Regions from separate parts of the Homo sapiens genome. Here all the other regions are linked to region 2. A link is a loop called in an ENCODE intact Hi-C map of the cell type or tissue named here. Cell type or tissue: body of pancreas. All regions are shown on one strand. Links, peaks and the distances in the headings refer to the core of each region. The heading gives the core; the rest is flanking DNA. Region 1 has its middle 79 kb from the start of GSX1. Region 2 has its middle 83 kb from the start of MTIF3. Region 3 holds the start of URAD (ureidoimidazoline (2-oxo-4-hydroxy-4-carboxy-5-) decarboxylase).

Region 1 (11,082 bases), core at 1,187-9,186, 180 kb after region 2:
ATGTGGATGATGTGAAAAGCAAAAGTGCAGCGGCATCCACTAAGCTCTGAAGATCGGTGCCAGGTAGAGGCACAGCTGTGGCTCATGCATGTGGTTGCTGACGTGCTGGCCTCCTGCTGAGTATGGCACAGCAGCTGGGCTCCCTCCAGCTCCCATCCGATCTCTTCCTTCAGCTCCTCTGAATTTTGGGACAGGCACCGGTGCAGCTCAGGGAGGAGAATGCCAGCTTCTGTAGGTCACCCATGCTGTCGAGGCGAGAGGTGATGGGAGACAGACACAGGTTCCAGTTTGTCTTTGTGGGTCGTAGTTTGTCCTTGCAGGTTCCAGTTTGTCTTGCTTGTCCTGTTTCTGGCCTGGCCAACCTACAGCAACTTCAAACCCACCCCCAGACAACAAAGGCAAGGGCTTTCCCTAGATATTCACAAGCTCCCACAACTGTGAGAGGTCCAATCTCTACCCAAGTCTCTTATTTTGTATCACTCGTTCCGGTTCTGCCTCCCTGGCTGAACCCTGACTTGTGCAGTGCAGCCTGATCCAATGAACCTATCTGGTGAAAAGGGGTTAGGTATCTTTTTCATTACTTTAGGAAAGGTAAATCCAAGAGATTGCTTACTTTGAAAATATTTACAGAGCTATCAGCAAATATATGGATCTTTTTTACTGTTGAAATGCAGATAAAAGCCTCTAACTATCTTCTCCAACCAAATAACTCTTAAGGACCTCAAACTGTGAAATCTAACATGTATTTCTTGATAAACACAGCTACTGGACTTTTTTTTAATATCGTAGAAAAATCCTAGACTTCTAAGAAAATAAAAGAGGTCAACCTACAATCAGAGTATAACATTGGTTTTAGTCTCAAAATATTTCTATTCAACTAAATCCTTTTTCTCCTCTTTAAAAAGCCACTTGAGAAATCCCATTTGACAAGGGATATTACTACAGTTTGTACTGCTCAACATCAGGGCAAGACTTTTTTCCCCCTTTTGTAAAATCAATTTGAGTTATTTACAATGAACTTAAAAACCATGAACTTTAATGAAAAAGCTTGACAGGTTTGATGTATGATAGACTAAAGTTTAAAAAAAAGACAGAAAAAGATTTTTTTTTCTCTTTGGCTGTGGGATAAAAACATGGGTCTAGCTACTCAGAGTCACTTCTCAGAGAGCAGTGTAATAGAGTTGCCCAGTGATTATAAAATTTCTACAGAAAACTAGCTAACAAAGGAGATGTAAATGTTTTTCCATCAATGGAATAATGTAGCAGGAGGGGGTTGCGTTTCTCCCAACAAACAGAATCTTTTTGTGTGGTGTGTTTGTCTGCAAGCTAGTTGCTGATTACATTATTTGGTTTATTTTGTTGGGGTAGCTCCTAATAATTATTTTCTGGGAGAACCACAAAATAGATTAAGGTGCAGGACATCCTTCCAGAAGGGGCTGGATTCTGGCCATGGATGGCCTAAAACACTGGATGTTTTCAATACATGACTTCATGTCCTCCACGGCATTTGCATCCCAGCTCCTTGTTTGCTTAATGCCTTCACACTAGTTGTAAGCAGTTTCTCAAACATAATCTTCAGCTGGGTGTTTACTTTGACCATGGACTTGATTTAGAAAGAACACTTTTTTCAAAGCAAATCCATCCACTCTTGCTGTCTCTAAAGGCAAAAGAGAATAATTGTGTCATGGCACCCAGCCCTGTGTGTTTAGAGCTTTGAAATGATCCCAAAATTACTTTTCCCCTTTCATTTATTTTCTTCTTAAATCCTGTTTTACAGTAATCATTGAAGTGACTTCACTACATGGTCAGCTAAATGATGGCTTCAGGAATCTGGCTATTTTAAGTAGTAGAGACTAAATATCCACTTCTCAGTACAAACCTTTTTAAAAGGTATTTGTTTAATGGATGAGAAATGCCTGGAATATGAATTAAAATGTGCTCAAAGTACAACTGCATTTTTTCTAAAACACTCTGTGCAAGAAAATGTAAATTTTGTTCCTTGTTTGTACCTTTCTTCTAGATTGTATTTGTGTCTCTTTATAAGAAATAAAGAGGAAAAGAGCAGGGCAAATTTAGAAATAAAAACATATTTTAATATTATTAGTGACTTCTACCTGATCACTTACTAATGAATTTTAAGTCAGTGACTTTGCAATGTAAATATAAAATCAGTTATATAGTTTGGAAAAACTCTGCACCCTGAGTTCTATCCCTTTCACACATTCTTTGACCCTTTTAAGTTTATCCTTTGACTATAATGAGTTTATTCTTTGGCTGAGTTTAATATTTAGACTACAGAAAGAAAAAAATTTGAGTCACTCTAAGTTAGTTTGGCACTTCCTTTAATCTGGTTGTTCTTGTTCAACTCCAACCCCTCCCAGCCCTGAATGAGGACAACAATATCAAACAACAATTGGGATATTGGGTGAGAAAGTGCTTCCTAGTTGGGCTTGTAAAGAGGTGAGCTCAGGAAGTGAGGGCCGCATTTAATTGCTGAATTGATTCACAAGTGCTGAGAGGCTGTTGGAGTTGAATATACTCAGATAGATTCAGGAAGACTGAAAATAATTAATGAACTTTGTCACTTAAAATTTGGATTTTAAAATATTTTATTTTTGATGCCATTTTGTTTCGAAAATGTCAGAATGTAGAAAGAATGATGGGAATAGAAAATCATCACTTGGCAGGAATAATTATTTCAGTCAAGAATCATCATCAGTGATAATCCAACAATCCCATGACTTCATATGTATCCAAAAGAAAGGAAATCGGTGTATCAAAGAAACTTCTGCACACTCATGTTTATTGCATCACTGTTACAATGGCCAAGATATGGAATCAACCTAAGTGCCCATCAACAGAAGAATCAATAAAGAAAATGTGGTGTATAAACACATGAAATACTATTCAGCCATAAAAAAGAATGAAATCCTGTCAATTGTGACGACATGGATGAACCTAGAGGACATTACGTTAGGTGAAGCAAGCCAGGCACAGAAGGACAAATACCGCATGTCTCACTCATATGTGGAATTCTATAAAGCTGATCTGGAATTTGGGGATTGGTTATGGGATTCAAACAAAGAGGTACAGATTAAAGAGGATGGAACAAAAACGATTTTTGTTGGAGGGAGTTTTTTTTGGAGGGAGTGTGTGTAGTGAAACCTGTGAATTTCACAGTAGTTATGGACTGCTAAACAAAAGATTTTCCAATATACAGGCCAAGCAGGGGAGTAAAAAGAAAAGATGACTACAGGCAGAGACACCTGAAGAATTTTTCAAAGAACTTCCCCATCTTCTCCTTGGCCAGCCCCACAGATGCTGTGACAATCACTCGTGGAGTGGGGTGAGGTTAACACACTACTTATGAATCAACAAAAAGTCTCTCATAAATAAAAGATGTCATATGTAGGTTTTTTTTGTTTTTGTTTTGTTTTGTTTGTTTTCTAATTGCACCAAACTCTTTCAGTGGACATTTTAACAGAAATGAGTGTGCCTTGCAAATTCATATTTTTGGTATGAAAATTGATATTCAAAATGTATCATCAGGTTTTATATTACTAAAAATATGAGGTTTGTATAATTTTTAAACCTTCAGATATCCCCAAATATTTTTGAAAAATGCAAAACTGCTGACACCTTTTCAAATAATTTTTTTTTTTTTGAGAGACAGGGTCTCACTTTGTTGCCAAGGGTAGAGTGCAATGGTGAGATCATAGCTCTCTGCAGCCTTGAACTCCTGGGCTCAAGCAATCCTCCTACTCAGCCTCTTGAGTAGCTGAGACCACAGGCGTGCACCACCACTCCTGGCTAATTTGTTTGTTTGGTTTTTTTTTTTTAGAGAAATAACACAGTGGAGGTCTCATTATGCTGTCCCTGCTGGTCTCAAACTCCTGGGTTCGAGCGATCCTCCTGCCTCCACCTCCCAAAGCACTGGGATTACAGGTGTGAGCCACCACGCCTGGCCTTCAAATAATTTTTACAATATGTTTAAACAAAAGGTTTCTAAGATGCCTGTACTTGTAAACTCATTACTTTATTACATTTTATATCATATATTATAGAAAAATAGTTTTTAAATCTTTCTGTTCTGTTGGCATTAAGATATCTCAATCCTAGCAAGGCAGTTGACATGGGACAGCCAGGCTGAGTCCCAGACGTGCCAGGCAAACCATCTTCTGTGTATTGTCACCGCCCCCACCAGGGCCAATGAGTTTATGCTATGAATTGGAACAAAATGAAATCTGAATTCCAGCTTTAGCACTTCCTAGGAGAACTTGGATGAATAATCTTCCTGAGCCAGTTTTCTCATCTGGAATATGGAGATAATAATGCTGATTTTTCAGAGTTATTGTGAGGATTAAATAATGCAAATAAAGTATCCAGCATGGAGTCTAATACAAAGTACAAATATAGTATCAGTTCCTTCCTTTTTTCCTCTTTTCTTATAATCCATGACTAGAACAATTTATATGTCAAATCAGCACATGATAATTTTATTGTTTGGCAGTGGATTTATGAATGATTGTTGCATTAGTAAGACCTGAGTAATTAATTTATTAAAGCAGAACATAGCATGGACAATAATGATAGTATCTTGATGTCTGTATTCCAAGCACTTTGGGAGGCCGAGACGTGAAGATCATTTGAGCCCAGGAGTTCAAGACCAGCGTGGGCAACATAGCAAGACCTCATTTCTACAAGAACTAAAGAAAATTAGCCAGGCGTGGTGGCATGTGCCTGTAGTCCCAGCTAATTGGGAGGCCGAGGCAGGAGAATCACTTGAGCACAGGAGTTTGAGGCTGCAGTGAGCTATGATTGCACCGCTGAACTCCAACAGAGAAAGACCCCATCCCTAAAAAAAAAAGTATTTTGACCTCTGGATTATGGTTAGTCAATTCTGTGTAATTGAGGTCCAATTTAAAAATTAGACATGCTCATGTGTCCAACTAGTACTCTTTTGTCCTCAAAGTTTAACATTTAAATTAAAATGTTAAGAAGAAAAAGTCCTTTTGAAATTTTGCAAAGTTAGGAATCATAGCTCTAGGGATTTCCATGTAAAAAGCTGATATGGGGGCCGAACGCAGTGGCTCATGCCTGTAGTCCTAGCACTTTGGGAGGCCAAGGTGGGCAGATCACGAGTTAAGGAGTTTGAGACTAGCCTGGCTGACATGGTGAAACCACGTCTCTACTAAAAATACAAAAATTAGCTGGGCATGGTGGCACGCGCCTGTAGTCCCAGCTACTCGGGAGGCTGAGATAGGAGAATCGTTTGAACCTGGGAGGCAGAGGTTGCAGTGAGCTGAGATCGCGCCACTGCGCTCCAGCTTGGGCGACAGAGTGAGACTTCGTCTTAAAAAAAAAAAAAGCTGATATGGTTAAAATATACACAAAACTTTCTAAGTGGATCAGTACAAGAAAATTTATTAGCCTGACATAGACATTGAATTTCATCTATTTTTGTAATGCCTCAACCATGAATTCAGTATACAAATAAGATGGAGCTATATTTATTCATTCAACAAGTATTTATTTATTTATTTATTTATTTATTTATTTATTTATTTATTTTTGAGACAGAGTCTCACTCTGTCGCCCAGGCAGAAGTACAGTGGCACAATCTTGGCTCACTGCAACCTCCACCTCCTGGATTTAACTGATTCTCCTGCCTCAGCCTCCCGAGTAACTGAGATTACGGGTGTGGGCCACCATGCCCAGCTAATTTTTGTAGTTTTAGTAGAGATGGGATTGCGCCATGTTGACCAGGCTGGTCTCGAACTCCTGACCTCAAGTGATCCACCCACCTTGGCCTCCCAAAGTGCTGGGATTACAAGTGTGAGCTACTATGCCCAGCCAACAAATATTGATTGAATGCCTACTGTGTGCCAAACTGGTTTTGTAGAGGATAGAGAATAGACCTTTGATTTGGGCAAGATGGAGGGCACTGATAACCTTGATGAGAGTGGTATCTGTGGCGAGGTGAAGACGAAAGCCTGGCTGGAGTTGTTGAAAGAGAAAGTAGGAGATAAGGTGTAAGGACAGTAAAACAGGAAACCTGAGATTTGCTATAAAAGAAAACCAAAATACTGAGTGATAGCTGAAGGAAGCGTGGAGTCAGATGACTCAAAGTTTATTTTTTCAGGTGAGCACTATAACAGCATATATGTGGGCTAAAACAGACCCTCAGAGAAGCAGAAATTGATAATGCAAGAGAAGAAGACGGGAGTTTCAGAGCCAAGTCCCTAAAAAGATGAGAGAGAGTGGGATTCTGGGACAGCCTTTGGAAAGAGAGGAAAGGCAACATATGTGGACACAGGTAGGGCATGCTGAAAGATTTGAAGATAGGAAGATGAGGTATGTATCATCTGCTTTCATTCTTCAATGAAATATGGAGCTAGATCAATATCAGGGTTGATGTGTGTGTAGGACTCGGAAGTCTGAGACTGAAGAAAGAATGTGTGAAACCGCCACCTTAGGCAGCAGAAATCTAAGTTGATAAAGACAAGGGATGAGATGGCTGGGCAGTGCCACTTGCCAAAGTGAGAACTGTCTGCACGGCATGTGCCCTCTTGGTCACATTCAGCTGCTCAGGCGCCAGTCCACAGAAGGCAGAAAGCTGTATCTCACCAGTTTGCTTTTCCCTGCAGGCAGTTATAATGGAGGGGTAGGGAGGACAAGGGTCTAAAGCATAGACTCAGCTGGGCTTAGTGGCTCACACCTGTAATCCCAGCACTTTGGGAGGCCAAGGTGGAAGAATGGCTTGAGCCCAGGGAAACATGGCCAAACCCCATTTCTGCAAAAAATTTAAAAATTAGCCAGGCATGGTTGCATGCATCTGTAGTCACACCTACTCGGGAGGCTGAGGTAGGAGGATCACTTGAGCCTGGGAGTTCAAGGCTGTAGTAAGCCATGATCACACCATTGCACTCCAGCTCAAGAGACAGAGCAAGACCTTGTCTCAGAAGAAAGTAAATAAATAAAATAAAGCATAGACTCTACCCTGGAGAAGGACCCAGTGAAAATGATTGATGGAGAGCATTAAAGTCAATAAGTTGGAGGTCTTGCTTGGGTTGAAAATGTTGGGGTGGAGGGTACTGGAGTAAGTGACCTGCTGAAGGGGAGAGGAGCCGTGAGTGGGAAGTATGATTTAGCAGGTGGTGCAGTTCTTGGTGAAGATGAGGAGAGATCCTGGGAAGTGAAGACAACAAGGAGAAGTCAATGCGTTGTATGTATCATCGACATAGATGCTGGAGTTTCTCAGCATGATGCAGTAGTACCTATGGAGAGAAAAGCATGTCTCAAAGGCCATAATCTTCAAGAAATAAGGGGCAGGAATGGGGATATTAGTAGATGACAAGGAGAAGGAGGGGTGGCTGATGACAAAGCTGCTGGTATGCATGTCAAAGGAGCTGGGAGTTGGAAGGAAGATGGAGGCAAGAGTCAAGCAGGTCACAAGGAATGTGAGATATACTGTGAGTGTGAGAAGAAAGTCTGCATCCAAGAGAAACAGGGTGAAATTGGTGTCCACAGGAGAAAGGTAAGGCTTCAGTTACAGTAAGAAGCCAACTTAGTAGGTTATGAATCACTTTCGTGGGACATGACTGAGCTTTAAAAAAACTAAAAGAGAATGTATATAAAAGAACAGAAAATATAAGAGCATAATATTGGATGAGGTTTAGATAAAATTGTTTTGTAAAATTATTTTTTGTTTAGTGTGTGTGTGTGTGTGTGTGTGTGTGTGTGTGTGTGTACTGGATATAGACATAAAATCCATTTCTTATTGTGGGTTGGAGTGAGAAGAGTTTGAAAGCCACAGCATTAGGTGATTATAGGACCCTATGGCGACAAGAATCCCTATGGTGATGAATGGCCTGGGTGGCTTGGAAATGGGAAGAAAAGTGAGGCATGATGGGATTAATGCCATTGATCTAGTAAGGGAAACTGAGTCATAAAGCCCCAGGCTCTGGTGGCCTGGTGAGGAGGTGTCTTTCGTCTGTGTCCAGGTTTATGTGGCAGCCTTCGCAATTTATCCCTGATACAATAAGCAATATATTTTGGGTTTTGTCCCTGGTTCGTGGCACAGAGCTCCTAAAACTAAGAATTTCCTGAGTGACTTGGATGTCTTCTGTTATTCATGATAACCCTGCTTTGGATCACACCTGAGCTTATGCTAATGAGGTGAGTTAGGCTGCGGTCCCTAGGTAGCCTCAGAATTGAGCTGGTCACTGAAAAGATCAAGTGATTAGAGGGCTGGAACTTCCAGCCACACCCACCAAAGTGGTGGAAAGTGGTGGAGGGCAGCTGGAGCTTAAGTCCTATAAAATTTTTTGAACAATAAGGTTTAATGAACTTCCAGATACGTGAATGCTTGGAGGTGCCAGGAAGGTCGTGCACCTGGAGAAGGCCTGGAAGTTTTGTGCCCTTCCCACATCCTTTCCCTGAGCATCTCTTCCATGTGGCTTTTCACCTGTATTCTTTTTAAAGTCCTTTATAATCAATCAGTTAATGTGTTTCCCTCAGTGCTGTGAGCCCTCCTAGCAAATTAACTGAACCTGCGGAAGGTGTCCTGGGCACCCCAACTTATAGCCAGTCTGTCAGCAGCACAAGCCCAGTCTGGGACTTGCAGTTGGCATCTGAAGGGAGGACAGTCTTGTAGGACTGAGCCCTTTAACCTGTGGGATCTAATGCTACTTCCAGGTAGGCAGAGTCAGAATTGAATTGAATTATAGTATGCCCAGTTGGTGTCTGCTGGAGAATTGCTTGGGGTATGGGGAAAATGTCCCACATCTGGTGTCAGCAGGGTTCTGTGTGAGTGTAGAGAAATGAAGTGTGGTTTTCCTCAGACTAACCATTTTTCCAATCTATTAAATTCAAGTGTATTAATGCTAATTTTTTATGAACTAGTTAGGTATTTTAGCTTGACTAATCAGAACTCACTGTAAAAAGATCATGACCATGAATTCAATCCCTATAAATAATACATTTTTAAATGACACACCTCCATGTCTTTGCCTGAAACTCTTCTTTAAGCCACAAATGACCTCAGCTCCCTATTGGGTCATGATCACAAAGAGGACCAATCAGAACTTGTAGATGGTTCAGGGTGAATTCGTCTCCAATAATGAGGCTTAAAAAAATAGCATCACCTTTGAATATGGAAGCAGAACAGTGTGGAATTTCCTTCTGTCTTTTATGGAATGATCATAACCCCATTAGTGAGGCTTAAAGACTCCCAAGGGAAATATTGTAGAAGATGGAAAGTCTAATGAAAAGATTAGCTTCTGTCCCCTCTCCTGAGGTGCTCATCACTGTGAATAATAACTCACATTTAGGTATTCTCTTGATGCTCTCGAAGGGGCATTCACATAGAGAAATTCCTTAGGTTTTCTTTTCTTTTTTTGTTTTCTGAGACGGAGTTTTGCTCTGTCGCCCAGGATGGACTGCAGTGGCATGATCTCAGCTCACTGCAACCTCTGCCTCCCCAGTTCAAGTGATTCTCCTGCCTGTACCTCCCGAGTAGCTGGGACTACAGGCGTGCACCACCATGCCCAGCTAATTTTTTATATTTTTAGTACAGATGGAGTTTCACCATGTTGGTCAGGCTGGTCTCAAACTCCTGACCTCAGGTGATCCACCCACCTCAGCCTCCCAAAGTGCTGGGATTACAGGCGTGAGCCACCGCATCCGGCCTCCTTAGGTTTTCATGACCACACTCAGAGACAGGCTTCACAAAAGACTAGGGTGAGGCTCAGATAGAGTCTTCCCTCAGTCTGGCAGTCAATACCACTGTCATATGTCGTGTGTCATTTGTCACATGTGAGGCATCGTTCCAGGTAGTGGGAATATGGCAGTGGACAGAGAGAAATTCCTGCCGACTTCTCAGGACCTGCATTCTGGAGAACAGGGGGCTTGCCTCAGGCTCCCCAGCAAGCCTGCACTCACCAGACCCAAGTCCTGGTATCTGACTCCCATTATGGGGCTTCTGCCACCCAGCCTCCCTGGCCTTCTTGGGAAAAATGGACAACCAATCCTATGATTGCTTCTTTGACTTACACAGTACTTTCCCATCTAAGAAGATGTAAGAGAAAAAAACACATTTCTCTTTATGAGAATAAGCCCCCTGAGGTAGGGATTACGGATTAAAATCCTTGCAAAGTTTAAAAGTCATTTTCCATGGTGAGAAAATAAGAAAATTGAGATTTGATGACTCTCTTGCTTTGAGACTACTGTTTTAATCAATTTAATTTTGACTGTATTTGGATACAGCATGACATTTATGTGCATTTAGAGCACTTTACAATTCCTCTGTTTTCCTATGGCTTTGGTCCCAGATCACTTGCAAACTACCAACTGTGTGTTTCTGACTGACAATTACACACAGGGGCCACTGCAAAGACACAGAGAGGCAAGACAGATACAGACAGAGGACTCCAATCCCATGGTCACACTTTGCTATAATATTCTAAAGCAAAAATGTTTCCAGTGACTGTTAAACAAGCAACCCAGAACCAAGCAGTCTGTCGAGAACAAGGATTTATAGGTCTGCACTGAAGCTGGGCAGAGACCTGGGAAAGAGTATTAGACACGCCGACTCAGTTATGTTTTGGCCATTTTCTTCATCTGTGCTTAATTAGCACAAACTTTCTCAAAGGAGCTAAGGTTCACTAAGGCTTTTCATCGGGGGAGGGAGGATGAAGAAACTGGTGGAGGGAAGCCTAGCAGTGAATTGTTCCAACTATATCTCTGTTCAGTGTGGCAAATACATTCTTGAGGCAGGTGCTTGAACTCACAGGCTCTTTAGAGAAACATTTAGCAGCCCCAGGAATATATTGGTTGAGAAGAAGAAGAAAGGAGGGGCAGGGAAAACACACATCAGCTGCTAGGAGGGAAAAAGCTAATCGTAGAAACTTCTCTGCCAGAGAGAGGTGCAGCTGTCAAAGCAATAAGGTAAATGAGTCTCAGACTAAAATGGATTTTGCAGTAGAACTGTGTTCTCTGATAAATAGGGGAGATTGAACTCCAGCACCATCCCGCTATTCCTTGGTAATGCCCCATTTGGGCGCTGACTGGGTGGTCTTAAGC
Region 2 (11,082 bases), core at 1,770-9,769:
TCCCCAGAAGCCAGGCAGATGCCAGCACCATGCTTCCTGTAAAGCCTGCAGAACTGTGAGCCAATTAAACCTCTTTTCTTTATAAATTACCCAGTCTTAGGTATTTCTTTAGAGCAATGCGAGAACGGCCTAATACACCCCTCCACCCACCCAAAGGAGCCCTGCAGATGTGATGGAAAGGCATGGCCCTGACACCTTCTCCTTAGTCCTAAGTCACCAGCCAGAATCTCAGTGTTGGAGGTCACTTCCTCCAACCTCGCTCCCATGCAAGAAGAGTCTCTCCGGATGCCCACCTGGCTTCTCCATGGAGCCTTCTGGAGACACTGGCCTCGTGCCAGAGTGCCTGGAATTGTTGCGACCTGTCTTGGCATTGTGACCCCGTCTGCCTTCCCACAATTCTCAACACGAGCACCCACTCAGCCTTCTGCAGTGATGCAGGAAGTGTCAGCTCTCTTCTGCAGGATGGCCTAGAAGCTTATGAAGACAGCCGATGTGTGCCTTGGGCCACTGCATGGTCAACGTCTACAGTTTCCTGTTACAGCTCAGATGATGAGGTTTCCACAGCTACCTTCGGGACATGATCCAGATTCCCACGTCCACCTCTAGGAGTGCCCAGAAGACCTGGATGTGTTATACTGAGAACAGAGGACAGCGGGGGCCACCCTCCCTGCATGTAGACGCTGTGCTCCACTGGGTGAATGGAGCTGACTACTGCACCAGCAGCCAAGTTACACACCAGTTCATGCTGAATTTGTGGCTGTCTAGAATTTCCAACTTTTCTCCATTTTGTTCATATGCAATTAATCATTTGAGCCTAAATGAGACACTTTACCTTTTAAAAGTTCACCCTTTCCGTTTCAGCATCATCTAAATTTTTAGTTTTTCTGCCTAGCTTTGTGACATTTTGAAGTAACAAGTCATATAGGACAACCCCCAGGACAGAGCTCTAATCCAAATTTTACATTACACACACTCTTAGTTGACTCTGAAGCGCTGGAAATTAGGTATTATTTCTCAACCACATCTTAATAGCTCTGAATGTAATAACATCTATTCCACATCTCAGAAGGTTTTTAGAAAATCTTTTTCGCCCCAGGTTTTCTAAAGGGGAGGAGCTGCTTGGCTGGCAGGCCACACATCGGGCAAGTTACTTTTCCTTCATTTCTACATCTATAAAATGAAAATGAGAATACTTACTTTGCAGGGTTGTTTTTTGTGAGCATTAGATAAAACAATTCGTTTCCATTTCCACGAGTAAGTTCCTTTTACACCTCCCTGGGGACTGTGGCCTGCATGCGAGCATACCCTGAACATTTCTTTCAGTTTACATTTGAGACACAACATACGTATTATAAAAATTCATGTTCATTCTGCAAAAATGATAAAATACGCTGAAATCAACCAAAATCACCCTAGTAATTAGATGTGACCACTGTAAACACTTTGAAACATCCTTCCATTCCTTTTTAATGGATAATTGCACATACACTCACACACACAATCTTTAAAAATCATTTGTATAATCTGAACAGTTTGTATCCTGTTTTTGCCCTTAACATATTCATAAGCATATTTGCATGTCAATAAGTACATTTATAAAATATTTAATGTTTTCATTGTGGTAAAATATGCATAACATATTTCATGCATAACATAACACCATTTTAACCATTCTAAAGCACACAGCTCAATGGCATTAGGTGCATTCTCATTGTTGTGAAACCATCACCATCATCTCCAGAACTTTTGCATCTTCCCAAACTGAAACTCTGTGCCCATTAAACACTAACTCCCCACTCCCCACCCCTTTCTCCAGCCCCTGGCTGCCACCATTCTACTGTCTATGAATTTGACTACTCTGGGTGCCTCATACGAGTGGAATCATAAAGTATTGTCCTTTGTAACTGACTTATTTCACTTAGTATAATGTCCTCGCAGTTCATCGATGTCACAGCATGTGTCAGAATTGCATTCCTTCTTAATACTGAATCACATTCATTGTATGTATAGACCACATTTGGTTTACCCATTCATCCATCAATGGACACTTGGGTTGTTTTCACCTTTTAGCTGTTGTGAATAATGCTGCTGTAAACACGGGTGTGCAAATATCTGTTTAAGTCCCTGCTTTCAGTGTTTATCAATATAGACCCAGAAGTGAAACTGCTGGATAATTGGACAATTCTATCTTCAATTTTTTGAGGAACAACAATACCATTTTCCATGCTGGCTGTACAATTTTACATTTCCTCCAGCAATGCACAAGGGATCTGATTTCTCCACACTTGTTATTTTCTGTTGTTGCTGGGGTTTTTTGTTTTGTTTTGTTTTGTTTTGTTTTGATGGAGTTTTGCTCTTGTTGCCCAGGCTGGAGTGCAGTGGCACAATCTGTACTCACTGCAACCTCCGCCTCCCAGGTTCAAGGGTCCTCATGCCTCAGCCTCCCAAGTAGCTGGGATTATAGGAGCGCGCCCTCATGCCTGCCTAATTTTTGTGTTTTTGGTAGAGACAGCGTTTCACCATGTTGGCCAGGCTATTCTCGACCTCCTGACTCAAGTGATTCACTTGCCTCGGCCTCCCAAAGTTCTGGGATTACGGGTGTGAGCCACTGCACCTGGCCTGTTGTTTTCTTTTTAATGGTAGCCATCCTCATGGTGTGAAGTGGTATCTCATGGTTTTTATTTACATTTCCCTAATGATTAGTGGTGTTAAGCATCTTATCATGTGCTTATTGGCCATCTGTATATCCTCTTTAAGGAAATGTCTATTCACCTCCTTTGCCCATTTTTTTCATTGGGTTTTTGTTTGCTGTTGTTATTGTTGCATTATAGAGCTTCTTTGTATATGCTGGATATTAATCTCTTATCAGATATATGATTTGCATATATTTTCTCCCATTCTGTGAGTGTCCTTTGATATACAATTTGTTAATTTTAGTGAAATCCAATTTATCTTTTCATCATTGTTGCCTGTTCTTTCGATGTCATATCCAATAAATCTTTGCCAGAAAACTTTTTGCCTGGTTTCCTATAAGAGTTTTATAGTTTAGTTGTTACATTTAGATTTTTGAGTTAACTTTTTAAAAACTATGGTGTTAGGTAAGGGTCCAGCTTCATTCTTTTGCATGTGGACATCCAGTTTTCCCAGCATTTGTTGAAAAGACTGTCTTTGCCCCACTGAATGGTCTTGGCCCCTTTGTTGAAAATCATCTCACCATATATGCAAGGGTTTATTTCTGGCCCCCTATTCTCTTCCATTGGTCTATATGTCTATCTTCATGTCAGTACCACAGCTTTGATGACTAGCTATGTAGCAAGTTTGAAATCAGGAAGAATGAGACCCTCAGCTTTGTTCTGGGCCCCTTTAAATTCCATATGAATTTTAGGATGGATATTTCTATTTCTGCAGAAAACATGGTTGGGATTGTGATATTGTACTGAGTCTGTCTTGGGTAGTATTAATCTTAACAATACGAAGTCTTTCAATCTATGAACAGAAAATGTCTTTCCGTTTATTTATGTCTTTTTTAAGTTCCTTCAGCAATATCCTGTAGTTTTCAGTGTACATGTCTTTCATCTCTTTGTTCAAGTTTATTCCTAAATATTTTATTCTTTATAATGCTATTGTAAATGAAATTATTTTAACTTCCTTTTGGGATTGTTCATTGTTAGTGTTTAGAAATGCAACTAGTTTTTGTGTGCTGATTTTGTATCCTGTAACTTTGCTGAATTCAACATAATTTTAATTGCTTTTTAGGTTTTATTCTTATAAATTGAAATGGGGACCCCAGCCAGAGAACACTCTGGACCACACAATCTTTTGTCCTCAACCTCCATATCCCAGTCTCCCCATAGTCCAAAGATTCCCTTACCCTGCACTGCCAGAGGGTTAAAGGGTCAGTTCTAGGCAGCTCCTTTGTCAGGATTGCTGGCCTCCAAAGCCCCACCTCGCTAATTCTGTTTCTTCATTGTCAAATAAGGAGGTCCATCTCTGTCCTCTCAGGTCTTCTGCAGCACTGGATACCATGTGTTAGCTCACGTACCTGAGTTCAGTTTTCATGAGAGTTCATGATGACTGAGGTATGGTTAATCATTTGTTAAATAGTTAGATTTTTATTCCAGAGAAACACCTACTCTACAGAGCGCATATGAAACAGGTTTGCATTGCATGAATTATTTTCCCATTTGAAACCCAGAATCTCACTCAAATGGCTTTCCAACCCATATTGTACTGAAGTATCCTGTTCGTTCCATTAACTATTCACAGAGTCAACTGGGGAACCGTTGTTATTAATTTCAATGGAAGGCTAAAATGCAGTTCATTTTCTGTAATTGCAGGCCCACGGTCTAAAGAGCCAGCAAAAGCTTTTAATCTGAGGCTTTTTTAGAGGAGTATGATCATTATTACATTGAACATCTTTTGAAGGTGCGTAATTATCAAAACCTCAATAACATTGACATTCAAAGAGCCCTATACCATAGAAGCGAAACTCACATGCAGGGAGCAGGACAAATTGCGGTCTGAGTTACCCAGGGATAGAGAAATGGCCACGGGGAAGGTCGACAATGTTTGCACATCTTGCTTTGCTATTTTATTCCAACTGTGAGGCTCTTCATGCCACATGGGAAGGGGACAGACGCACTCCCTTCATATATGTAAGTTGTTTGTGGCCTCAGATATCCAACCCTTCCTGCTGCAGCTTCCCTGACCTCCTGCACCGGGAGCCACCGGCTGCAAACAGGCTGCAAACACCGGGGAGCTGCAAGCGAGGGCGGCCAGTCCATCGAGCCAGCAGAGGGCGCTGAAACGCGGCCCAGTGAACTAGGGACGTCCAGGGCCAGCGCTGACCACTGGTGGTGCCCGAGCTCCCAGGGCTCTGATGCCCGGCTGCTCCAGTCCGCAGAGAAAACTAACCGGACACTCCACTGCTACTTTCTTCCCGATGCTCATGAGTCTCACCTTTGGTGAGGGCTGTCACCCTTTAGCCACAGTTCTGTGAGAGAACCACCTCCTTTTCCCCCATAGGAGGAAGGACAGCGGCAGAGGAGGCCAGGGGAGTGGCTCACGCAGTGACAAGTGACTGCAAGGCCACCCCCACCACACTTCCCACAGGTGGCACCACATGTGCACTTCTGCTCAAAACTGAAGCGGGGTGACAGCACACTGCTTGGCATGGGGACAGAGACAAAGGAGGCAGGCACCGGGGACAGGGTGTCAGCATGTATGTGCATATATATATATGTGTATGTGTGTGTGTATATATATACACACACACACACATATATACACACCCTGTATATATATATATATACACACACCCTGTATATATATATATATATATACACACCCTGTATATATATATACACACACACACATATATATACACACACACATACATATACATACACACACAGACATACATACATATACACATACATACATACATATGTATGTGTATATATATTTTTAGTTAAAATCCAGATCGATGATGCTGGCACCATCACGTACTCCAAATGTCAAAGCCACACGTTATGAGGTTGGTGAGATAGGCCACCCACCCTCACATACTCATTCATCTTCAGCATGTTGCCACTTACTATATTTTGTGTGCACCCGGATAAGTGGATTTAAGGATTTCATTATTCAGTGTTAACTAAATTAATTTGGAAAAAATGTATATGTAGCTTTAAAAATATGGTTGCAAAGAATCTGTAGGTTGGCAACATTAGTAACGGGAGCACAAGTGAACTCAAAGGAAACAGCAGAGCTCTCGCATCTCTTACTCCTAGGAAGGCCCCTTTATCAGCCAGTCCGCAGGAGAAGCAATGATGAGCTCAGCAGATCTGACAGTCTTAGGCCAACCAGAATTTTTTTTAGAAAAGCAAACAAATCTGTCATTTCAAGCAAAAGATGCTGCCACAATAAGTGAGAATGTAATTGTTCCTTTTTTGCCCCCTGGGAGTGGTGGTGAAATAAAAGAAAGAAAATGGGAAATCCTATCTATAAGACCAAGTAAAAATAATCATGCATCGGGCATAGCTCTTACCATGAAGTGGCAGCAGACACATCAGAACCGTGGCAGATCACAGACTCTTTCCAAGTGGCAGGGATTGTCCAGGGAGCGGCTGAGTCAGCAGCAGGGCCTGTCCCACCTGGGCACTATTTCCTTCTTTCCTTTACTGCCACCTCATGTCAGATGGTGACAAGAGGATCATGACAAACAAGAGTCAAAGGTCAGATCAGAAGTCAGAGTCAAAGGCAGGGTCAGAGTGCAGATTTCTGACTCCCTGACCAGTGCTCACAAAGGAATCAAGCCCGCATCTAGTGTGGGCCCTGGCGTGGCCTTGGTGTTAAACACAGGAGAGAGCATAGCATGGTGGGCTCTAAACCCAGAAATCAGACTCCCCCGACAACTTCCAGCTCTGAGACCCAACCTCTCTGTGCCTGTCCTCTCTGACTGTAGAACTGGGAAAGTTAATGAAACTTGCTTTGGAAGCTTGTCGTGAGAAATGAATGGATAAACACATGTGAACGATGCTTGGTGCATACTCAACTTTTAACAAATGTTAGCTGTTGTAATCTTATTTTACCACTGAAGCTGAAGAAACTTTTTTCAGGTTGAGATACTGCATTCCTGGAGTCCTTCAGATCTTTTACCAAATTCCAATATCAAGTTCTCAACTTCCACAGTCTCTGAATCCTGAAGTACACTTGAGAATTTCTGCCAAGATATGCACCTTCAGAGCCAAGAGCAGCAATTAAGAGACCAGTGAAGTTCTCCTGTTTAGACACTACAACGGAAAATTTGAAAGCAAATATCTCAGACAACAAGGATGGCTGAAATACAGTACAAACCAAGAATGCTAATCATTTTCAAAGTCAAAAAGTAAATTGGGACACCGATTTAGCACAGCTTGCAACCTTGCAAAATTCCTGCTCCACAGAACTGTAACTGCTGGCCTCTCCAAAGGTCGGGCAGAATGCACTTTATTTACATTTCATCCAAGCTTGCTACTTTACAATGTGGACTTCCCAAAGGGCAGGGCTGTCTTACTTATTTCTGTGTTTGTTGAATGAATGTTGAACATGGCAGTCTACAGCCATACCACCCTGAACGTGCTCAATCTTGTCTGAACGTTGAACGTGGCAGAGTGCTCCTCATGGGGAAAGAAAATGCGAGAAGAGGTGGGACGCAATTATTTCCTTGTTTTCAGGATGGGCAGTGTGATCAGGATACTAATGTGAAATGTAATGATGCCGAGTCCTTTTGCAGTGGGCAGGGAAGGGTCACTAGGGGTGCCGGTGACTGGTGTGTATTTTTCCACTTGCCAGTTATGTGCAAATGAGTAAGTCATGAAATCTCAGTGTTTTTCATTTATCCAATGGGAGCAATCTATTTGAAACATACCTCACAAGTCTATTATGAGGATCAAATGAAATGTTTGTAAAGAACGCACAAAAGTGCAGAAGTGAAATGGTGTAGTGAGTGCACGGGTGTTAGACACACGCATGGTGTTGTTAGTCATCTGCCACCCGCACTTCTTGAACATGTAAAGATAAAAGAATCAAATCTGCCTAGAAATTATGCCAACATAGGTAAAGGAAAATAAATGACATATTTCTTATACAGGCTCACTCTATCCATTTCAAACCGCAGGGGCCTGGCTAACAACAGCTTTTTTTTCTCATTTCCAAACTTTTGCACTCATTTGTTTCTGCTGTTCTATTTCCATTATGAAAACCTTCAAACATTCCCTTACTCCCGTTTTCTATTCTTTGTTTCCTGGATGGTTTGAAAGCAGACCTCAGACATCATGTCGTTTCATCCACAGGTACTTGCACATTTTGCCAAACTTTTTGTAAGAGCAGCCGAGAACAACTCTGTGGCCTCGGTGTCCAGTCCTTAGCCCTTTGCCATTGGACTTCCCAGCTCTACCCTACCATGGAACCTATTCTCTGAAAAGTCACCAAGGATGTAAACCCAGAGACTATTTCTCAATCCTCACCCTCCCAATTTCTCTGCAGCTTCAGACACTGCTGAGTCAAAGCCAGCAGGCATTGCATGAACACCACGTGCAGGTGCTGTCAGGTGTGTGGGTGGCTGAACACCCAGGCCCTGGAGGAGCTCTCAGGTGCTGAGGGGCACAGACAGGACAAGTGGCAGCCAGCATGTGCCTCTAGGGAAGTGCAAGAACAGCGAGTGGCAGGGGGGCTGCAGGTGCCAGGCAGCCTTGATGCCGCTGGCATTGGGCTGGGCTTAGAAGGATAAGCAGGGCTTGATGGCTGGGGTCAGGTTAGAGAATCAGCAGGACAAGGCATTCCTGGAAAAGCGGCACAGTGTGAGCAGGAGCTGGCTCTTCGGAAAGCTCAGGGTGATGCCTGGGGAATGTGCATCACTTGTGTGATTAAGGCGCGGGAGAGAACTTGCTGACTGTGTCATATTTACGAAAACACACACCATGTTGAGAGTAAACAAAAGTTTGAGTTCAGAGGAACCTCTAAGAGTAGATTTTTTCCCCCTGCAGTCTAAAGGGAGCTGTTTTTGTTTGTTTGTTTGTTTGTTTTCTTGAGATGCAGTCTTGCTCTGTTGCCCAGGCTGGAGTGCAGTGGCGGTATCTTGGCTCACTGCAAGCTCCGCCTCCCGGGTTCATGCCATTCTCCTGCCTCAGCTTCCCTAGTAGCTGGGACTACAGTTGTCCGCCACCATGCCCGGCTAATTTTTTGTATTTTTAGTAGAGACAGGGTTTCACCGTGTTAGCCAGGATGGTCTCGATCTCCTGACATGATTCGCCCGCCTCGGCCTCCTAAAGTGCTGGGATTACAGGCATGAGCCACCATGCCCAGCCAGAGGGGAGCTGTTTTAATAATTCATTTGTAGTGTAATTCTTGGTCATTTCCAGGGATGAGTAATTCTAGCCAAAATCTGTCTATAATATCTACAACTACCACCTATTTAGCACAATGTGTCAGCCACGTTACATGCATGATTTCTAGAACTTACAGCAATCAAGCAAGGTAGGTATTAACCTCAGGCTGCCTGGCTCTACCCACTGTGCCACAGCACTGGCCTCCCTCTCGATCTGGATCATGTGTGCACCAACATACTTAGTGTTTCTCTGTTACAGGACAGAGGAAAAAAGGAGTGGAAGTCAGCCAGCAGGCTGTGCCCCCAGAGCCCATCACAATGGCACGGCCTTCCTAGAATGATCACTATTGAGACAAAAATATCCCATAGTCATGAAGCCTTTCACACATGCACACACGTCAAAACCTAACATGCCACCGAGAACCTGGATTCAGCCTCTGTTATGTCTCCTCAGGCCTTCCCCGCACACCTCTCTCACTTGGTTCATTTCCATCCTGTGTTCTCCATTTACCTGGCTTTGTTTCCCCATTGCATTTATCAGTTTAAGGGTGAATTCAACAAGAACTCCCTTCTTTAGATTGCCTGAAAGCTGACCAAGAACGGTTAAGTTAGAGACATCTATTCCCCAGACTCTAAAAGATGAGAAGCAACAACGACTTGTCCAATGTCAAGGTTGTAAGGGTGGCGGCAGCTATTACAAATAAGGTTTTTTTGAGACGGGACGAGGTGATTCCAACTGTAATCTTAGCACTTTGGGAGGCTGAAGTGGGGGGATCACTTGTGCCCAGGAGTTCAAGACCAGCCAAGGCAACAGAGGGAGACCCCCATCTCTGCAAAAAATAAAAAAATTGCCAGGCATGGTGGTATGCATCTGTAGTCCCAGCTACTTGGGAGGCTGAGGCGGGAGAATCATTGAGGCCAAGAGGTGGAGGCTGCAATGAGCAGTGACTGAGCCACAGCACTCCAGCCTGGTGGGCAACAGAGTGAGACCCTGAAGTCATGTTATTTCTTGATTATGTCCCTGTGTATCTCTGTGTAAGCACAGAGATAGCAACTACTCCGTCCTAAAAACGGATGAATTCTGAGCCTCTAGAGCAGTGCCTGGCACATAGTAGATGCTAAGAGAACATTGGCCAAGTACAATGAAAAGATGAATCAGTAAGTGTTTTGTGTCTTGGGCCTGCCTAATATTCATTTAAATATGAAAAGTAACAAATGAAGAGACATCCCACCTGCCTGGCCTCCTTGTTTCTACACTCTAGCTAGGAAGAGGGACAGGGACAAATTATTACTAAAAAGGAATCACTTACAATTAGACATGCCCAACGGAGGCGATGCCTGGAATGCAGCAGGGAGGTCCCTGTCACGGGAAGCCTTCAAGCAGGAGCTAGATGACCATATCACAGCGGGGACCTGTATACCAGAAAAATGGACAAGAGCTTCCCTTTCTAAGGTTCCATGACTTGGGATCAGCAGGGGGAAAAAGTAGCTCTAGACTGGGGACCTGGATGACACAAGGACATCATATCCTTTGGAATGACTTACATATGACAGGTGACAAGGACTGCCTTTCCTCAAACATTTACTAAGTATCCACAGAGGGAGTTTTGTTGCTGTGAGCACCCCCCATCCTCCACAGGTGCCCATCTATCTCAGCACAGGCCAGGACTCCAGGAGCAGGAGTTTAGCCCACAGCCGCCAAGAGACCAGGCAAGGATCCCAGACTCCAACTCTTTAGGACTGAGCCACGCAGGAAGGAACAGGCACAGAGGGGTGAATCTACAAAGGGCTCTGGGGTATTGCTTCCCTGGTGGGAGAGGCTAGCAGTCAGGAGAATGGGACTAAACACATCCCATGAACTAAGACATTCTCAGGTCATTTCTAGAGGAGGTGAGTGAAAGGAGACCTTTCAATTAAACCTAGGTAAAGTAAAGAAAAACTTCATTTTTTTGAGACAGGGTCTCACTTTGTTGCCCAGGCGGGAGTGCTGTGGCTCAGTCACTGCTCATTGCAGCCTCCACCTCTTGGGATCAATGATCCTCCCGCCTCAGCCTCCCGAGTAGCTGGGACTACAGGTGCACACCATCACGCCTGGCAAATTTTTTATTTTTTGCAGAGATGGGGTCTCCCTCTGTTGCCTCGGCTGGTCTTGGACTCTTGAGCACAAGTGATCCCCCCACTTCAGCCTCCCAAAGTGCTAAGATTACAGTTGGAGT
Region 3 (11,082 bases), core at 1,273-9,272, 450 kb after region 2:
TACCTAGTAAACAGAAACAGTCATTATTAGTTGTAGTAAACCCAGTGGAACTGGACTGAAGTGCCTCAGGAAGTACCTGTCTCTGTATCTCAGTAAAGCGGTTGTCCGCCTCTGGCGCTGGGAATAGGCGTGGGGTCTGTTGGAAAAGGCGCGCACGTAAAACACCGTTCAATGAATTTTATCTCAAAGAAGCTGAAAATTAAACCCCCTGTAAGGTAGACGTCCTCTTCCTCAAACTTATTGTTTCTGTCTAATAAAAGGATGATTGATAGTGCACCATCTAACTCATGAACTAATTTCTCCCTGAAAGACACGGAGAACTGGGGGTAACATCCCCGTGTAAGAGAGGATTCAGTGAAGGCTGAAAAAGAACTAGTGACCTGCCTAGGGTCACTCACCACACTGCGCCTGGACCCTCTACTCCAAATCACAGGCGTTTTCAGGGCACGGCTGCCCCTGCAAGGTTAAGGAAAGTTCAAAACGAAAGTCATGTCACCTATAATCCCATCCCTCTAACACCACTGTTTTTTGTTTTTTGTGTGTTTTTTCAAGACAGCTCTGTCGCCCGGGATGGAGTGCAGTGGGGCGATCTTGGCTCACTGCAACCTCTGCCTCCTGGGTTCAAGCGATCCTCCCGCCTCGGCCTCCTAAAGTGCTGGGATTACAGGTGTGAGCCACCGAGCCGGCCTAACACCACTGTGATAGAGCCCTTCTGGTAGGTGTCCTGCCCCTCGGGCACTGCAAACAGGAACGGGTCTTTCCCGCTTCCCGCGTCCAGCTCCGTCAGGGTAGTGCGAAAATGTGAGAATTAAATTCCCCACCTGGGGGAGCAGCCCCAGCCCTGTGCCCGGGGTTGGTCGTGCCACGCGGCCACTTGTCAGGCCTGGGGAACCGAGCTCAGCTCCCGCCCGGATCCCCTCCGCGCTCACCCAGGCCCAGGACGGTAACCTGCCCGGGCTGCGGAGGAGGGGAAAGTGCGAGTCTTGGGCGGCTGGACCTTCCGCGCCTCCTCTTCAGGTGTTCGGAGTTTCAGAGCAGCCGCTAGGTCCCCCGCCCAGTCAGGGGACTTCCCTCCCCACCGTTGCATGCTGTCTGGAGGATCAGCCCAAGCTGCGAGGGAGGTGGTCACTGGTGGGAGGTCCGGGCGCGGGGTCTGTCGTCTTGCCGCCCCCACCAGGCTCCCCGCGCAGGCCGCGCAGCAGAGGGAGGCGGCGGCGGCGTCCCGCCAACGTGGCGTACCCCGAGCCCCCTTCTTGCCCTTGGTGCCCTCGCATCTCGCTTCTCACTCTCTAGAGTTTGTCTCCCGCTTGGAAACGTCGCCCGGGGTTAATGTTTGCCTAGAACTGAGCACGAGTTTTCCACTCTTGCAGCGCGAGAAGAGAAAAGACGCAGATAAACTAGCAGAGCAAAGGGCAGAAGAAAAGAGACTAAAAAGGAGAAACTAGAATTTACTCTCTGTTTCAGTCGCTTCTCTCTCTCTCTCTCTCTCCTCTCTCTCTCTCTCTCTCTCTCTGTCTCTTAGCTGCGCCTAACAAGAAAAAGGTGTGAGGAATCAGGTAGAGGATGGTAGCTCGGAAGAAACAGAGCCTGACCTCACCTGGCCAGATATCCAATCTTCATTGCCCCAAACCACTGGACCCTTGAGTAAGTACATCGGGAATGGTGTCTATGTGTCCACTGGCCTGCAGCAAGGACCCAGTTCCCTGCCAGCGCCAGTATGCTATCCCTAAGCTGTGCCCATAAGCCCCAGTGGGAGGCTGGATACTGGGCAAGTAGGTGCCATCTCCTTGCCTCCAGTCCTCAGTGTTCCCCACCTGGAAGCCCAGGCGCTAGGCAGGCCAGTCAGACAGCCCGTGGTTCTCAGGGAATCTAGGTACTGCCCGTTCTTCAGTCTTTCTTGAAAATCTGGACTTACCTCCTAAGCATTGGTGTGTCACGTCTAGAGATGTAGGTGTGGATGTGTGTTATTTGCCGGGACCACAGGACCTGAATCTTTACACCTAGAAGAATTCCTGGCACAGAGCAGACACTCATTGTTCTATGGGAGAGGAACAGGGCAGGCAATTGTGGCCATGGAAGCTCAGAATCCCGTAACAGTCCAACTGCCTCCTGGTCCATACCCAGTGGTATCTGGGTATGTTCTTACCCCTGGTACGATGGACAATCTTCCTATGGAAGGCCAACCCCTCCATTTGTGTTCTTGAAGCTAGCTCTCCTTTCCTGTCAAAGACTTTGCTTCTGCAATTTCAAATATCTATTTCTCCATCCCCACACCACTTACCCTTATCAATGTGCAAACATGCCTTAGAATCCCTCATCCCATAAACAATATTAACGTTCTCCCTTGATTCCCTGTTGCTCTCTTGTTTCTCCCTATTTCTCTGCTCCTCCTTACAGAAAAGACCTTAGAGTTGTCTCCTGGCCTCTCCACTTCCTGACCTCCCTTTCCAGGCTCACTCTGTCACGTTTCGAGCCACTGTACCAACTGATCTGCACTCATTAAGGGCATCTTGCCTGAGCCCAAAGACCAATGCCTGACCTCTTCTTTCTCAACCTCTCCAGACCATGTCACCTGGTTGGCCCTCTCTCCTTAAAAAATGACTATAAACGGCCGGGCACAGTGACTCATGCCTGTAATCCCAGCACTTTGGGAGGCCGAGGCGGGTGGATCACCAGGTCAGGAGTTCGAGACCAGCCTGACCAACGTGGTGAAACCTCGTCTCTACTAAAAATACAAAAATTAGCTGGGCATAGTGGCACGCGCCTATAATCCCAGCTACTCAAGGCAGGAGAATTACTTGAACCCGGGAGGCGGAGGTTACAGTGAGCTGAGATTGCGCCACTGCACTCCAACTTGGGTGACAGAGCAAGACTCTGTCTCAAAAAAAATGACTACCACTTACCTTCAGAGACATCCTTTGCCTACTTTCATCTTGCTCTGCCAGATAGGTCACTAGCACTAGTACCACAGGACTCAGTACCCACATCTCATCCCTTTGTTGTTTACACCAATGTACTTACTAAGTGCCCTCAGCCAGTCGTAGGGTTTGAAATGCCATCCATTCTTTGATGACAGCAAGATATACTTTAGCCCTCAGTGTTTCACCAAGCTCCTCTGTTTTGATGCAACTGAGCAGTCAGCATTTTCATCTGGATGATTTTTGGGTATCTTAGACTCAGCAAGCTCCTTCCTCCATCCTGTCTTCTCAACTCTAAGTCTTCCTCAACTCGGAAAATGGTACCACCACCCACCCAGTGGCTCAGACTGAAAACTTAGGAGTGACCATTCAGCTCTGTTTCTGATCTGCCTTCTGTCATCAAATCCATTTAAAAAAATCCTGTTGACTCTAACTGTAAGCCCTATTCTGAGAATCCATTCGCATCTCTCCATCTCTACTGCGCCAACCACAGTCCAAGCAACCTCAACTCTTACTCTTACTACTGCAGTGGCCCCTCGACCTGGCCCCCTGCATCTGACATAGCCCCCACATCACCATCCTAAAGCATAAACCCCAGTGACCCATTGCACATGGAGAAGCAAGTTCCTTATTAGACCTAAGCAGCTTTACATGATCAGGCCCTTGCTGCCTCTTCCTCACATCCCTCTACTCCTTACTATTTTCCAACTACCTTGATCTTTCTGTGCCCCAAAAATGTCGAGTTCATCCTGGTCTCAGGTTCCTTTGCTTTTTTTTTGTTTTTGTTTTTGAGACAGAGTCCCATCCTGTCACCCAGGCTGGAGTGCAGTGGTGCGATCTCGGCTCACTGCAACCTCCGTCTTCCGGGTTCAAGTGATTCTCCTGCCTCAGCCTCCCGAGTAGCTAGGATTACTGGTGCGTGCTACCATGCCCAGCTAATTTTCTATTTTTAGTAGAGACCGGGTTTCACCGTGTTGGCCAGGCTGGTCTCGAACTCCTGACCTCAAGTGATCCATCTGCCTCATCCTCCCAAAGTGCTAGGATTACAGGCATGAGCCACCACGCCCAGCCAGGTTCCTTTTCTATGAGTGGCCTCATCCTAGATTTCAGCTACTTATTTCTCATCCTTTGGTCTTAAACTTAAATTAACCTCCTAAGAAAGACCACCTTTATTACATATTTTCTGCCATATTACATATATTTTTTCTGGGAATTTCTAGAACCTGAAATAATGGTATTTTTAATGTTAATCCTGTCTCTCTTCACTAGAATGTAAGCTCATTTAAGGCAAGGACTTGTCTTGGTCACTACCCCGTTCCCAGTGCCCACAACAATCCCTGGGGCACAGTGGGCACTCAGTGAATATTTTTTGACCAACACAGCACTTTTGGTAAGGAGTGTTTCATTTTGTTTTGTTTTGTTTTGTTTTCTGAATAAACAAACACATTTTAATAGCTTGATCCAAAACCCTCATAGCCTGTATTATAAGGAACTTATTAGTATCCAACTCCATTCATTCAACAAAAATGTTGTTTAGTAAGCATAAAGTAATAAATTGTGGCATTACTATAATTCTGAAAGACACAGAGATGCACTTTGTTTTTTTTGTGACAGGGTTCTCGCTCTGTCATCCAGGCTGGTGTGCAGTGGTGCAATCATGGCTCACTGCAGCCTCAACCTTCTGGGCTCAAGCGATCCTCCCACCTCAGACTCCCAAAGTGCTGGGATTACAGGTGTGATTCACCATAGCCAGCGGAAATGCACAGTTAATTAACTCTTATGAAAGTTGTATTGCTCTTTAATTTCATAACACAAATCCGTCCTGAATTTCTTCAGTTAGTGCATGTGAGTTTCAACTTTCTTCCCTTTACTAATTGTCCGTTCTCTTTCCTAGAAAACCTTTGCCTCATCTTTAATCTGTGGGAACTGATTGGCTGGAGAAGGTACTTTGCCCAATAGCACTAGAGCTCAATATTAATCCTGGACTGCCACCTACTGGCCAATAATCATCATAGCAGAACCTAAATGGACTCGCCCTTAGTCTAGAAACCCAGTTTTGTTTTCTGTTAATGGTGGAGGTTTTTCTTCAGTCACCAAAACAAATACATGACTAGGTAGACCACTGTAACTTGAACGTCTCTCTAAGGTACCTTCTTTTTAGATTCAAATAATCTATTTCACCCAGTTTGCTTCTTACTATTCAAAGGGTAAAGCTAGACTGTAATAAATCCCATTTTAAGGCTGGGCGCGGTGGCTCACACCAGTAATCCCAGCAGTTTGGGAGGCCGAGGTGGGCGGATCACAAGGTCAGGAGATTGAGACCATCCTGGCTAACACGGTGAAACCCCGTCTCTAGTTAAAAAATACAAAAATTAGCCGGGCATGGTGGTGTGTGCCTGTAATCCCGGCTACTCCGGAGGCTGAGGCAGGAGAATCGCTTGAACCCGGGAGGCGGAGGTTGCAGTGAGCTGAGATTGTGCCACTGCACTCCAGCCTGGATGACAGAGCAAGACTCCATCTCAAAAAAACAAACAAACAAAAGCAATTTTATTGGATTTTTTGACAAATAAAAATTATACATGTTTATGGTGTGCACCTTGATGCTTTCCATATATGTATACATTGTGAAATGATGAAGTCAAGCTTTTTAATATATCTATCACCTCACATATTTATCATTTTTTGGTAGTAAGAACATTTAAAATCTACTCTCTTGAAGGTGGGGCAAGGTGGCTCATGTCTGTAACCCCAGCACTTTGGGAGGCCAAGGTGGGCGGATCACTTGAGGTCAGGAATTTGAGACAAGCATGGCCAACATGATGAAACCCCATCTCTACTAAAAATAGAAAAATTAGCTGGGCATGGTGGCAGGTGCCTGTAATCCCAGCTACGAGGGAGGCTAAGGCAGGAGAATCGCTTGAACCCGGGAGGGTGAGGATGCAGTGAGCCAAGATGGTGCCACTGCACTCTAGCTTGGGTGACAGAGTGAGCCTCTACCTCAATTAAAATAAAAAATAAAAAAGCCTACTTTCTTGGCAATTTCCAAATATACAATAGATTATTATTGACTATAGTCACCAAGCTGCGAAGTAGATCATTTTATTTGATTATTTAAACAATAAAACATGGGGTCTAGGACATCAAGCATTTATCTTAATCAAATACATTAGTGGATAAATGAATGAAAACCCTAAAAACTGTTTCTAGACTTTGTTTCTCATTGTCTGGAAAAAGCCTTCAAAACCTGTTGGGTTGACTCTCAGGGTTATTAGAATTCCAGTCCTGCCACTTTCTAGTAGTGTGTCCTTGCTCAAGTTACTTAATCTCTGTGTGCCTCAGTTTTCCCATCGGTAAGAATGGGAGCAATAATAATACTATTCCTCATTTTATAGGGATATTAGAGGATTGAATGAGTTAGCAAGTGCAAAGTTTTTGGAAAAGTGCCTGAAACACACCAGTAGTAAAAGTTCAATACATTTTAGCTATTTGTTGTTGTTATTGTCACCATTGATAACATCACTTGTCTACTGTTACTGAGATGTTAAGATGAGGAGCTGCCGCCAGACAGCAATGAGGCTCCCAGCTGCTCCCAGACAAGTGCAGAACCGAGAAGCAGCCTCCACCACAGGGAGCTCCTCCCCAGAACCGTGTCTACTGCAGACACCAACAACCGTCCAGGGGGCCCAAACTCCCTCCAGCCATTTTGTCCACTGACCTACCACTGAGTCACCCAGTTAAAATGTGTGGGGAAGGGGGTAATGCCAGAATTCCCACTTTTCAGTATCACCTTGGAAACGATTTCATGCATTCATTCAGCAAACTTTGATTAAGTCCCAACATCCTGTTCACTCTGTGATCTGGGATTCTGACACTAGCCAGGAGACAGAGGTTTCATCAAGTCACGGGGGCATCAAAACAAGCCTCGGGAGCGGGGGTTGCCCACGTCCAGTGCTGCCCACACTCCACTATGCTCAGGGCCCTGACTGGACTGACCCGGAACTAGAACCTCTGGCCAGCTGGATTGTGGGGAGTGTTGGTGAGCAATAAGATGAAAATGGAGAAATTGTTATGTTTTTATCAAAGTTCCAGACACAGAGTAAGAAAGCCCCCAAAACGTGTGTTAAGTAACTGGCCAAACCCAAGAACAATAGATCTAAATTATTCACGCGATCCTAGCTTTCTCTCTCAACACGCTCCCTCCTCAGCCTCACCACTCCTTTGGGTATTAAGACAATCAAAGGATATGCCTCTCTTTTTTTTTCCTGTAAAGAAATTACTTTCCAGTGAGGCTGTCATTTTGCCTCCTCTATTCTATTTTCCTGTCAGACATTGAGAGGGTGGGCTCCGGGGCCTCCTGCTCCTTCCGGCCTGCCCTGCAGGAGTTCAGCTGAGAGGCTGTGGTCCCTTCACTCATCAGGCTGGGACTGGGCTGTCCCTGTGAGTCAAGGGTCAGAAAGCTCCAGTGATGACCCCCAAGCCCAGTGGAGGAGCTGAAGTCCTCAGCTATGGAGAGGCCCCCAGAAGTGGGTGAGTGTCCACATGGCCCCAACATTCCTGTCCATTTGATTTTATGACATCCTCTGCTCTTCCTAGATAAGCCTCAAATGAATGAAAAGGAGCTCCTTATTTTGGAGACGTCTGTATGACGGTCAGAAGCCATCTGGCTGTCAAAGGCCATCCTGATAGGCGGCATCGTCTGTTGGCTCCTTTTTGGTGAAGAGAGCAGGGGCTCTCCTTCCCCACCCAGATGTCCACAGAGGCCTCTCTGCCCCTCGCCACCCCTTCAGTACATTTCAGGTTTCTCCACAGAGCATCCAGGACAGCCCCTGAGGCAGCCTGGTCTCTGTGAAGCTGTGTGTGTCATTCGGAGTCACCCCCTCTTCTCCTCACCCCACACCAAGAAGTGCCTCATTTTCTCTCTCTCTCCACAGAAGAAATCAGTAACTTCTTTCCCTTCCTCCAGAGGGATGCCTTCAGATTCTCCTCCTTCCCCTCCATCCCTCAGGGAGTTGCTGATCTGAATGAATTCACTCTCCTCGGCCATCCAGTCCAAACTGGCCCTTTGTGGTACAAAAGTCAGCCGATTGCCCTTTCCCCTGGGCTCTGGAGATAGTCTGGTATCCAGCTGTCCTCTCTGTCACATACAGGACATTCCCAAGCCAGATGGGGTGGCTAAGACAGGGTGGGCCCTCAGCCTAGCCTTTAGCCTCCGAATCACTCTGATGTCTTTTGCTAGGTTCCTCCTTGTGACCTCAAAGCTCTAATATTTAACAGCCACTTTCCTTAGCCACCGCATTCTTCCAGTCCATGTCTGACCTAAACCACACAAGTGCTTGACTCTTACGGACTAGACCTGAGGAAACTTACTGAACCTTCCAAAGGAAAGAACTCAATAAACACATCAAGTATAAGGAATTAGACTAAAATAGATAGATGATAGATAGATAGATAGATAGATAGATAGATAGATAGATAGATTTTTAAAAACAACTTTTTTTGTTGTTTTTTGTTTTGTTTTTTGAGACATAGTCTTGCTCTGCCACCAGGCTGGAGTGCAGTGGTGAAATTTTGGCTCACTGCAATCTCCGCTTCCCAGGCTCAAGCGATTCTCCTGCCTCAGCCTCCCGAATAGCTGGAACTACAGGCACGTGCCACCACGCCTGGCTAATTTTTTGTATTTTAGTAGAGATGGGGTTTCACCATGTTGGCCAGGATGGTCTCGATCTCCTGACCTTGTGATCCACCCACCTCGGCCTCCCAAAGTGCTGGGATTACAGGCGTGAGCCACCAACACGCCCGGCCTAAAAGCAATTTTTGTAGCAACAGATCTCATCATGTTGCCTAGACTGGTCTCAAATTCCTGGGCTCAAGTGATCCTCCCATCTCAGCCTCCCAAAGTGCTGGGATTACAGGTGTGAGCCACCATTCCTGGCCAGTATCTAAAAATATTTTAACAAGCATATTTGAAATCCCTTTGCAGAGAATGTCTGATACGGAAGCCTTACCTGACTGTGCAAGGGCATCAATAAAGGCAAAAAAGTGCTTCTCTAAATCTTCCAAATCAGAGAATGGCCGCTGGGACCAAACAGCAGCTGCAATCAGAGGACATCTCTCAGTGGCATTCCCAAACACATCCACGAATTCTCCAAGGTCCATGGAGTTGACCTTCTCAATGTCCATTCCTTGTATTCCACTGGAGACAGCGGGACGTCCAGCTCCCCTCTCGGTGAGTGAGTGACGCTGTCTCGGCTCACTCGGTTATATCTGCTGAACACAAGAGCTTGCTGTTTACGCAACACCACCTTCGCGTGTTTTAAATGCCTTTGGGAGAAGCAGATCCAGAATACTTGTGTAATGAACAAGCACAGGCTTAAGGTTCTAATCCAGGGAGCAGAGATCTCTGCATGGTCAATGTTTCCAACCAAACCATTCCCATAATCAAAGGCAGCAGGGGCCATATTTCACTCTAAGCATTAGAGCCAGATTTGTTTTTCATGTTGTTAGGCTTTTTTTTTTTTTTTTTTTTTTTTGGTGTCTAGCTCTGTCACCCAGGCTGGAGCACAGTGGTGCAATCTCAGCTCACTACAACCTCCACCCCCTGGGTTCCAGCGATTTGCCTATCTCAGCCTCCTGAGTAGCTGGGATTACAGGCATTTGCCACCACATCCAGCTAAGTTTATGTTTTTGGTTTTGTTTGTTTGTTTGTTTGTTTGTTTTAGTAGAAACAGGGTTTCACCATGTTGGCCAGGCTGGTCTCGAACTCCTGACCTCAAGTAATCCACCTGCCTCGGCCTCGCAAAGTGCTGGAATTACAGGTAATTATTATATTGTTATTATTTGAGATAGGTTCTGCCTAGGTTGTCCAAGCTGGAGTGCAGTGGCTATTCATAGGCACAATCCCACTACTGATCAGCAGTGGAGTTTTGACCTGTTCTCTTTCCAACCTGGGCCAGTTCACCGCTCCCTGGGCAATCTGGTGGCTCCGGTCTTCCTGGAGGACATCAGATTGATGCCGAACTTGGTGCAGTCACCTGATCGGCAGAGCGCACTACAGCCCGGAACTCCTGGACTCCAGTGATCCACCTGCCTTAGCCTCCCGAGTAGCTGGGACTACAGCCGCGTCTGGCTGTTATTAACACTTTAATGTCATCATCACCGCAGGACATTTTCCCTGATAATTTAGCCAGGTCCACGGGTCAACCCACTTGGAACTTGATTTCCTAACTATTGTTATTGCTGCTGTTAAGGACAGGTACTATGTTTTTCTCAGTCTGTGTATGCCAGATGCTTAACACAACAAGTACTTAATAAATGCTCATTAAGCAGGACAAAATGTCTAAGGAATAATTCTGCCCCATTCTCAATAGTCTCTCAAACCCCATTAGGAGTTATTTTCTTCTTGAAAATATCTGTGTCTATGTTGCTTCTTGTATGTATTTACTTGTATGTCGGTTCTCAGCCGGGACATATTCCAGAAGCCTGGAGACCAGTGTGTCTTGTTGCCTCTGTATCCTGGCTGACAAGAGCTGTGCCTACGGTAGGCATGAAAGAAGCACTATGGGATGAATTGGTTGGCCAGTTAGCTAACCACATAGATTAGATTTCACGTACTAATGTCTTCCAGGTATACACAAAACAAAATAATGTGCCAGGTAAAGTCAAAGAAAAGAAGGGGTCAGAATTGACAAATAAACACATTACTGCTATCTCCCTTTAGAACTACAAATGCAAACATTTCCCAAAGCCATACCAGTTACACATTTGCTTTCATTTGAATAAAAAATCAATGAACCAGGTAAGGTGGCATGTGCCTGTAGCCCCAGCTACTCAGGAGGCCGAGGCAGGAGAATTGCTTGAGCCCAGAAGGTCCAGGCCAGCCTGGGCAGCATAATGAGACCTTCTCTCAAAAAACAAAAATTCAATGAGAGAACAACCATATTAGGATTCATAAACCAGTCTCATGTGCTCCTATGGTCTGTGAAAGGCAAACAACAACCGTACCCATGTGATCTACCAGCAGCCATTATTTTCGTCCTAAGTCTACAGACTCTTCCCCAGCTGGCACCTCTCCTTGACTACCTGGCCCATCGGGTCAGGACTAACCAACCGAGCCCTCATCTCTTAAAAAGTAGCTGCTAAAACTTGCTTTTCAAAGGGGATAAAT

The links. Hi-C counts contacts between places; a loop is a spot of excess contacts. Peaks named below come from ENCODE experiments on the same cell type or tissue, not always from the same donor. Only the 100,000 strongest peaks of a DNase experiment are listed, where the experiment ranks them.
Region 1: it touches region 2 in a loop (2.1-fold over the local background); 53 of 110 quality-filtered maps call a loop at or near these places.
Region 3: a loop joins it to region 2, with 4 times the contacts of the local background. A loop is called at or near these places in 28 of 110 quality-filtered maps.

The regions. Positions count from the first base shown.
Region 1 is chr13:27,708,420-27,719,501 of GRCh38, forward strand. No RefSeq gene overlaps it. Among named protein-coding and RNA genes, the nearest start is that of GSX1, 79 kb to the right of the region's middle. In body of pancreas, for the core only: a CTCF peak has its summit at 4,205; a DNase peak (open chromatin) is centred at 4,182.
Region 2 is chr13:27,528,473-27,539,554 of GRCh38, forward strand. No RefSeq gene overlaps it. Among named protein-coding and RNA genes, the nearest start is that of MTIF3, 83 kb to the left of the region's middle. RefSeq lists enhancers at 4,535-5,035, 5,036-5,536, 7,099-7,268. In body of pancreas, for the core only: a CTCF peak has its summit at 4,809 (motif pointing right); DNase peaks (open chromatin) are centred at 4,819 and 5,099; H3K27ac peaks cover 431 bases.
Region 3 is chr13:27,979,540-27,990,621 of GRCh38, forward strand. It overlaps URAD (ureidoimidazoline (2-oxo-4-hydroxy-4-carboxy-5-) decarboxylase), which reads right to left and starts at 9,154. Exons shown (of 2, transcript NM_001105577.2): 1 at 8,924-9,154. The coding sequence starts at 9,098. LOC105370132 (a long non-coding RNA gene) reads left to right here and starts at 616. Exons shown (of 4, transcript XR_941790.2): 1 at 616-715; 2 at 1,523-1,644; 3 at 8,899-9,144; 4 at 9,872-10,246. It also overlaps the pseudogene RN7SL272P. In body of pancreas, for the core only: a CTCF peak has its summit at 4,906 (motif pointing left); DNase peaks (open chromatin) are centred at 1,332 and 4,892; H3K27me3 peaks cover 625 bases.